2 separate regions of the Homo sapiens genome follow, and region 1 is linked to region 2. Evidence: read pairs that join two places in POLR2A ChIA-PET (ENCODE). Cell type or tissue: K562. All regions are shown on one strand. Links, peaks and the distances in the headings refer to the core of each region. The heading gives the core; the rest is flanking DNA. Region 1 overlaps TFRC (transferrin receptor). Region 2 overlaps LINC00885 (long intergenic non-protein coding RNA 885).

Region 1 (4,392 bases), core at 150-4,149, 100 kb before region 2:
GCAATCCTCCTGCCTCAGCAGAAGTAGCTGGGGCTACGGGTATGCACCACCTCACCCTGCTTATCAGTTTCGTTTAATAGAATATTTGACTTTTAGATGCGCAGATCACTACGAGATGGAATCCTGCTAGCTGTGCTGTCTTTCCATCCGGGTCACGCCCGAGAGGCACACAGCCCAACTCCTTGCTGAGATCTTCATATTCCGTGTCCTACTGACGGGCTGCCTGGGAGACATGAGTGACAGAAAACCTGACACTGCTCTGGATTCTGAAACACCTGCTGAGCTCTGTCCTAGGTCTCTAATCCACAGCCTCCCGACTTCTCTCAAACAAGTTACCAATTCTACATACAATTATACCTCAGTTCACTTTAAAATGTACTATGGCTACAATCACCCTTCCAACAGGAACACACAGGAACACATCACATTTCAAAATACTTGACATTCAGCAAAATAAAAACGTAATTGGAATCAGTGCTCACCTTTATGTCTGCTCTGTATTGGTTCAGATCCCTCACAAATGAAAGCAGTTGGCTGTTGTACCTCTCATAGTCCAGGTTCAATTCAACATCATGGGTTAGTTTAATCACGAACTGACCAGCGACCTCTGCAGCTGCTCGTGCCACTTTGTTCAACTCAGGAATCCTCTCAATCAGTTCCTTATAGGTGTCCATGGTGGTACCCAAATAAGGATAATCTGTGTCCTGCAAGACAACGCGAGGCTATGGTACTCACGTGAGTTCTAAGAGCAAGAGCCTCACATTCTGGCTTCGCCATCGAGGTAACAGTGACGACAGTTCCACCCTTGCTTCTAACATATTCCTACCGCAATTTACCCCAATTCTATCTCATTATCTGCTGCTTTAAGTACATTCTTGCTACTTCTCTCAAGCTAACCTACTCCTAGAGTGACTACTTTCTTCCAGGTTCTACAGAATCCCTGTTCTATCGTATCATATGCCCTGAATAGACTTCTAGCCAAATTCCTTAAGGCTGTATGTTTTTCTCTCTGGGAAGTTTGGGCCTTTATCAATGAAAAAAGAGAAGATACATGAAACATACCTTGAGACGAGGTCTCTCTGTCACCCAGGCTAGAGTGCAGTGATGCAATCACGACTCCCCACAGCCTTGAGACAAGGTCTCTCTGTCACCCAGGCTAGAGTGCAGCAATGCAATCATGACTCCCCGCAGCCTTGAGACAAGGTCTCTGTCACCCAGGCTAGAGTGCAGCGATGCAATCATGACTCCCTGCAGCCTTGAGACGAGGTCTCTCTCTGTCACCCAGGCTGGAGTGCAGTGATGCAATCATGGCTCCCTCTAGCCTTGAGACGAGGTCACTCTGTCACCCAGGCTAGAGTGCAGTGATGCAATCACAGCTCCCCGCAGCCTTGAGACGAGGCCTCTCTCTGTCACCCAGGCTGGAGTGCAGTGATGCAATCATGGCTCCCTGCAGCCTTGAGACGAGGTCACTCTGTCACCCAGGCTGGAGCGTGGTGATGCAATCATGGCTCCCCACAGCCTTAAGCTCCTAGCTCAAGTGACCCCCCTGCCTCAGCCTCCCAAGGAGTTGGGACTACAGCTGGCCACTGGGCCACTTAATTTAAAAAATTTTTTGTAGAGATATAGTCTAGGCACGTTACCCAGGCTGGTCTCACTCCTGGCCTCAAGTGATCTGCCCACCTCAGCCACCCAATGTGCCGGAATTATAGGTGTGAGTTACTGCACCCAGCCTGAGGAAAATACTGTTCAGCTGGACTGTCCAATAGATAGCCACTGCTCAATCACTCAAGAAATTCAGCCTTGGTTTTTTTTTTGTTGTTGTTAGACGATCTTGCTCTGTTGCCCAGGCTAGAGTGCAATGGCACGATCTCGGCTCACTGCAACCTCTGCCCCCTGGGTTCAAGCGATTCTTCCACCTCAGCCTCCTGAGCAGCTGGGATTATAGGCATGTGCCACCATGCCCAGCTAATTTTTTTGTATTTTTAGTAGAGATGGGGTTTAACCATGTTGGCCAGGCTGGTCTTGAACTCCTGACCTCAAGTGATCTACCCGCCTTGGCCTCCCAAATGCTGGGATTACAGGTATGACCCACCACACTCGGCCAAGCCTCATTATTAAAACTCATAAAGAAGTTTTAGCAATAAACTCAAATGCTAATTAAGCTAATTGAGATTAACAAGTCTATGTTAAAACTAATAATGAAGGAACATGCAATAATTACATGTGTATAACTTTTTTTTTTGAGACAGGGTCTTGCTCTGTCACCCAAGCTGCAGTGCAGTGGCTCCATCTCAGCTCACTGCAACCTCTGCCTCCCAGGTTCAAGCGATTCTCCTGCCTCAGCCTCCTGAGTAGCTGGGGTTACAGGCACACGCCACTATGTCCGACTAATTTTTGTATTTTTAGCAGAGACGGGGTTTCACCATTTTGGTCAGGCTAGTCTCAAACTCCTGACTTCGTAATCCGCCTTCCTTGGCCTCCCAAAGTGCTGGGATTAAGGGAGGAGACCACCCCTCATATTGTCTTATGCCCAATTTCTGCCTCCAAAGAAAGAAGAAGTAAAAACTAAAAGGCAGAGGTGGACAGCCCAGCGCTGCCGCACCCTGGTCCTGGTTAAAGATCGAGCCCTGACCTAACCAGTTATGTTATCTATAGATTCCAGACATTGTATAGAAAAGCACTGTGAAAATCCCGTCCTGTTCTGTTCTGTTCTAATTACCGGTGCATGCAACCCCCAGTCACGTACCCCCTGCTTGCCCAATTGATCACGACCCTCTCACGCAGACTCCCTTAGTTGTAAGCCCTTAAAAAGGTCAGGAATTGCTCACTCGGGGAGCTCAGTTTTTGGAGACGTGAGTCTTGCCAAAGCTCCCAGCCAAATAAAGCCCTTCCTTCTTTAACTCGGTGTCTGAGGGGATTTGTCTGCGGCTTGTCCTGCTACAGGATTACAGGCGTGAGCTACCACATCCAGCACATGTGTATAACTTCTTAAAACATTTTAAGCACTGCAGTAAATTTGGTCTCAAAGTTGACACAAGAAGATCCATGGCCAGGTGTAGTAAGTAGCTCTTGCCTATAATCCAAACAGTTTGGAGGCTGAAGGGGGAGGACTGCTTGAGGCTGCAGTGAGCCATGATCGGGCCACTGCACCCCAGCCTGGGTGACAGAGCAAGTCACCATTGTCAAAAAAAAAAAAAAAAACAAAACAAAAAACAAACAAAAAAAACCCAACAACTAAGATATGTGCAAGTTGTCAAAATCAAAATGGAGTCACTAGTGTTAACAAAAATGCAACCCTGAAGAGAAGGGTCTCACCCTTGTATGTCTGATAACAAGGATTAAGGGTTTTTTTTTTTCCTTTTTACAAAAACTACAACCTTACACAAAGGCCACTGCAACCTTGCACCAAAAAACTTCTCTCGTGAGAAAATCTGCCTAGCAACTGCCTGTCAACCTTGGACTGGTGTCATCCTTGTTATTGATCTTGGTAGCCAAGAATAATTACCTCAAAGTAATTTTGTAATCCTCGTCATTTGTCCTTAAAAACTTGTTTTCCTTTACTCCTCTGAATATGTACATAGTTGACTATAGCACAGGCATTCCCATTGCAATGCCCTATTCCCAAATACAGATCACTTCCTTTTAGAGAGCCTCTCTCCATTTGTCATTTAAATGAACAGACTTACCTCGCAAAAACAGAAAGAAACTGCTGGGATTCCAGAATATGCAAGGAAAGGGAAAGCAGCATTGTCTAAAGTGAGTTTCTCACTGCAAAGACAAAGAATGTGTCTTTAGAAAGTGTTTTAAAGAATAGACTGTTCTATCGTGCTAGTCCCCCCATCCAAAATAAATTCTTTAGCTGAATATCTTTAGGTGTAAGTAAGTTCAATGCAAGGACAGATTTAGATTCTACCTAATGTAGTAGGTAGAATCTCTGCTTTTCTATTAGTTTGTTCATTCACTTTTCTCAACTTACACTTTGCTGGCCCAGTTGCTGTCCTGATATAGAAATTGCCCAGTAACCGGATGCTTCACCTGTAAGATAAGAAATTATCATTAAAACTAACCTTTTGGAACTTATTTATTCAGGCTAGTCACTAACATGTTACTCTATAACAATTTTTAAATAAAAAACTTGTATTATATCTTCTTGAAAAGAAATTATTTATGATAGTTAAAACAATCTCAACTTTAAGTTATTACTAACTAGGCTCATGTTGTCAGTTCCTTTAGTTATGGTGAGGAAAAAATGTTTTCTTCTTAATTAACATTTTAAAAGTGGGCCTAGGCCGGGTGGGGTAGTTCACAACTGCAATCCCAACACTTTGGGAGGCCGAGCTGGGAGGATCACTTGAGCCCAGAAGTTTGAGACTAGCCTGGGCAACACAGCAA
Region 2 (4,392 bases), core at 126-4,125:
TGCTGTTCAGATTCTTTTGTCCCACGGGGTGTTCCCTTGATGTAGCACTCTCCCCCTTTTCCTATGGATGTGGCTTCCTGAGGACAAGCTATAGCGATTGTTATCTCTCTTCTGGATTTAGCCACCCAGCACGTCTACCAGGCTCCAGGCTGGTACTGGGGTTGTCTGCACTGAGTCCTGTGATGTGAACTGTCTGTGTGAGTCTCTCAGCCATGGATACCAGCACAGTATTTGGGGTGTCTCATGGGTCCTGCAGGAGCGATCTGCTTCCTTCATGGGGTCTGTGGGTGCTCTCAGCTTTCCTGCTTTATTCCTGCAGTCATTCCAGAGCAAAAATTCACTATGTGAGTCTCCACAGCTGCTCTGTCCATCTGAGTCACAGCTGCAATCTAGTCCTGCCTCCCGTCCGCCATGATCCCTGTAACTCTCTATTTATTATTATTAATTATTATTACTGAGACAGAGTCTCGCTCTGTTGCCCAGGCTGGAGTGCAGTGGCACAGTCTCAGCTCACTGCAACTCCGCCTCCTGGATTCAAGGGATTCTCCTGCCTCAGCTTCCCAAGTAGCTGGGATTACAGGTGTGTGCCACCACGCCTGGCTAATTTTTCTACTTTTTGTAGAGACAGGACATTGCTTTGTTGGCCAGGCTGGTCTCGAACTCCTGACCTCAGGTGATCTGCCCACCTCAACCTCCCAAAGTGCTGGGATTACAGGCGTGAGACATGGCACCCGGCCTGAACCCAGATTTTCAACTGCCCCCTGAAGCAAATTTCTTTTTTTTTTTTTCACTTTGCTCATTTTATTTTATTCAATCCTCACAACAACCTAAGAGGTGTATTATAATCAGCACTAGTTTAAAAATATGAAAACTGAGGCTTAGAGACATTAAATAATATGTTTAAAGTCCTTGAGCTAATAGGCAGAGGAGCTGTGATTAAAAACCAGGTTTGATGACATAATGTCTACATTCTTAATCTGTGGTGTTGAATTTCCAAACACATTTAAGTAATTAAGTCCCATAATGTTTCACACACCACACAACTCTGAGAGGAGTTTCTCACAACACTCACTGCAGCCCTTCAGTTTCGGCATCTGTAAAACGAGACACCTGACTAACCCTTAGGCTGCTGTGAGCGCTCAGGTCACCCAGCATGGAGCCTGGAGTGAGAAACCTGTTACAGATGTTTGCTTCTTCCCTTCCCTTCTCCTGTGAATAAAAGGGGCTGTTCACCTGACATGGCCTACCCTTAGGAAACTCAAGGTGCCTCTTTTTTTTTTCTGAGACAGAGTCTTGCTCTATTGCCCAGGCTGGAGTGCAGTGGCACGATCTTGGCTCACTACAACCTCTGCCTCCCGGATTCAAGCTATTCTCCTGCCTCAGCCTCCCCAGTAGCCGGGACTACAGGCACACGCCACCACGTCTGGCTAATTTTTGTATTTTTAGTAGAGACAGGGTTTCACCATATTGGCCAGGTTGGTCTCGAACTCCTGACCTCATGATCCGCCTGCCTTGGCCTCCCAAAGTGCTGGGATTACAGGCATGAACCATGATGTCCAGCCATGACCACTCTCTTTTCTATGTCCCTGGGGAGAGACCTCGAATTTTATTTGGAGCCTGTCTTTATAAAGACTCTAAATTGTGGCCAGGCACAGTGGCTCATGCCTGTAATCTGAGCACTTTAGGAAGCCGAGGCGGGTGGAGGTCAGGAGTTAGAGACCAGCCTGGCCAACACGGTGAAGCCCCATCTCTACTAAAAATACAAAAAATTAGCTGCGTATGGTGCCGCACACCTGTAATCCCCAGCTACTTGGGAGGCTGAGGCAGGAGAATCGCTTGAATCTGGGAGGTGGAGGTTGCAGTGAGCCAAGATGACACCACTGCACTCCAGCCTGGGCAACAGAGTAAGACTCCATCTCAAAAAAAAAAAAAAAAGACTCTAAATAGTGTTTATATATGGTGTATATATATATATATATCTTTGATGTATATCTTTGTCCATCAGGTCAGCTTGTTCTTTCGAAACCCTCTCCAGTCACTAGTTTTGTTGTCGTTGTTGTTGTCTGAGACGGAGTTTCGCGCTCGTCACCCAGGCTGGACTGCAATGGCATGATCTTGGCTCACTGCCACCTCCGCCTCCCAGGTTCTAGCAATTCTTCTGCCTCAGCCTCCCAAGTAGCTGGGATTACAGGTGCGGGCCACCACACCCAGCTAATTTTTTGTATTTTGAGTAGAGACGGCGTTTCACTGGTTCAGTGTTTGTACGTGAGTGCGTTCCCACAAATGGCAGTGTGTGCTGTGCGTGGTTTGGTAACCTTCATTGTTTTACTCCACAGCTTGTTTTGAGAGTCCCCTCCATTGAAACACGCACATCTAATTTGTCCTTCAGTTCGCTGGACTCCACGCTGAACGTGCCATGCTCCATTGCCCCGTGAGTAACTCCATGCTCTTGCCGGTTTCACACGGCCTCTCAGAGCTGGAGCCTTTGTTCAGGAGCCCTGGGCAGCTTTCAGGAAGCTCTTGGGCTCATCAGCTTCCTCTGGCTGAAGCCGCCCCAGTGGAATCATGGGGATTTCTTACTTTGAAGGTGGGGCCACCCGCAGACTGTAACCGGCTGGTTCAAGATCAAGGACTTCCCCAGGCCACCTGCCTCAGAGGCAAGAAAGGCTCAGCTGAGTCCCAGACACTCCTCGCTGTGGCCCCTCCTTCCTCCCTGCTGGGCAGGCCCCCCTCAATTCTGTTTGCCAGCAGGGCCTAGTAACACTGAAAGACGAAAAGGGAAATAAAATAAACACAATTAATAGGCTAAAGGTTACTGAATAAAGTGGCAGCAGTAAATAAATTGACTACTGTGCAAATACAAAGACATGAAGACATGAAACCCCTGCTCTAAATGACCACTCACCAAGAGCAAGGCCTGGGCTGGAGGCAGGGAGCACCTCCCTAAGGAGCACTCCCTCTTTCCCGGAGTGAGTCCTCCTTCTAGATGGAATTCAGTCCGGGTTCCTCTTGAGCCACAGTCCCTGTTGGGGCCTATCTCAGTGGACTCAAGATCCTGAACTTCTTCCAGATTGCTGACTACACATTTGAGTCACCCAGAGATTAAAAGAAAAAACAAATAATTTCCCAGTGATCAGGAGTAAATCAGCTGGGGCAGGGTTGGTGCTATGAATGACCACACTGATTTGTACACTTCACTGATTTGTAGTGTTTGCTATTTCCGTCGTGTAAATACTGCCAACATGGACAATCTTCAGTTGCTAATGGTTTACTAACTGGCTTGTAAATGAATTCATTCAGTATTCAAGAAAATGGCACTACATTTAGAAACATTTTGTAGCATTTCTTACTTTCTAAGAATTTCCAATAGACACCATGATCACTAAAAAATCATAACCAGGCTGGGGGCAGTGGCTCACGCCTATAATTCCAATAATTTGGGAGACCAAGGAGGGAAGATCACTTGAGGCCAGGAGTTTGAGACCAGCCTGGGCAACATAGCAAAGACTCCATCTCTACAAAAAAAAAAAAAAAAAAAAAAAAAAAAAGTTAGGCAGCTGGTGGCAGGCACCTGTGGTCCCAGCTATTCAGGAGGCTGAAGCAGGAGGATCACTTGAGCCCAGGAGGTTGAAGTTACACTGAGCCGTGATCACACCACTGCATTCCAAATAAAAACTAAATTAAAATATATATATATATATATATATATATTTTTTTTTTTTTTTTTTTTTTTTTTTTTTTTCTGAGACAGAGTCTAGCTCTGTGTCCAGACTGGAGTGCAGTGGCATGATCTCGGCAACCTCCACCTCCCAGGTTCAAGTGATTCTCCTGCCTCAGCCTCCGGAGTAGCTGGGATTACAGGCGTCTGCCACCACGCCCAGGTAATTTTTGTATTTTTGGTAGAGATGGGGTTTCACCATGTTGGTCAGGATGGTCTCGATCTCCTGACCTCGTGATCCACCCACCTTGGCCTCCCAAAGTGCTGGGAATACAGGCGTGAGCCACTGCGTCTGGCCTAAAATAAACTTCTAAAAAAGAAAAATTGGCCAGGCACAGTGGCTTATGCCTGTAGTCCCAGCACTTTGGGAGGTCGAGGCAGTTGGATCACCTGAGGTCAGGAGTTCAAGACCAGCCTGACCAACATGGTGAAACCCCGTCTCTACTAAAAATACAAAAATTAGCCAGGCATGGTAGTGGGCACCTGTAATCCCAGCTACTCAGGAGGCTCAGGCAGGAGAATTGGTTGCACCTGGGAGGTGGAGGCTGCAGTGAGCCAAGATCATACCATTGCAGTCCAGCCTGGGCGACAGAGCAAGACTTCGTCTCAAAAAAAAAAAAAAAAAGGGAAAGAAAAATTATAACCAATCGACATTCAATAAATTATTTATTGGC

The links. Peaks named below come from ENCODE experiments on the same cell type or tissue, not always from the same donor. Only the 100,000 strongest peaks of a DNase experiment are listed, where the experiment ranks them.
Region 1: POLR2A ChIA-PET joins it to region 2 with 5 read pairs; 6 of 35 experiments call an interaction of 5 or more read pairs at or near these places.

What each region holds. Positions count from the first base shown.
Region 1 is chr3:196,054,598-196,058,989 of GRCh38, forward strand. TFRC (transferrin receptor) reads right to left here. Exons shown (of 19, transcript NM_001128148.3): 15 at 3,977-4,035; 16 at 3,687-3,768; 17 at 483-704. Among named protein-coding and RNA genes, the nearest start is that of TFRC, 25 kb to the right of the region's middle. RefSeq lists enhancers at 908-1,433, 3,408-3,909 and a silencer at 3,347-3,547. In K562, for the core only: no CTCF peak of the experiment used is centred there; no DNase peak of the experiment used is centred there.
Region 2 is chr3:196,157,564-196,161,955 of GRCh38, forward strand. It overlaps LINC00885 (long intergenic non-protein coding RNA 885), which reads left to right. Exons shown (of 3, transcript NR_034088.1): 3 at 2,337-3,327. Among named protein-coding and RNA genes, the nearest start is that of LINC00885, 17 kb to the left of the region's middle. RefSeq lists enhancers at 2,304-2,373, 2,394-2,593 and a silencer at 2,894-2,943. In K562, for the core only: no CTCF peak of the experiment used is centred there; a DNase peak (open chromatin) is centred at 2,598.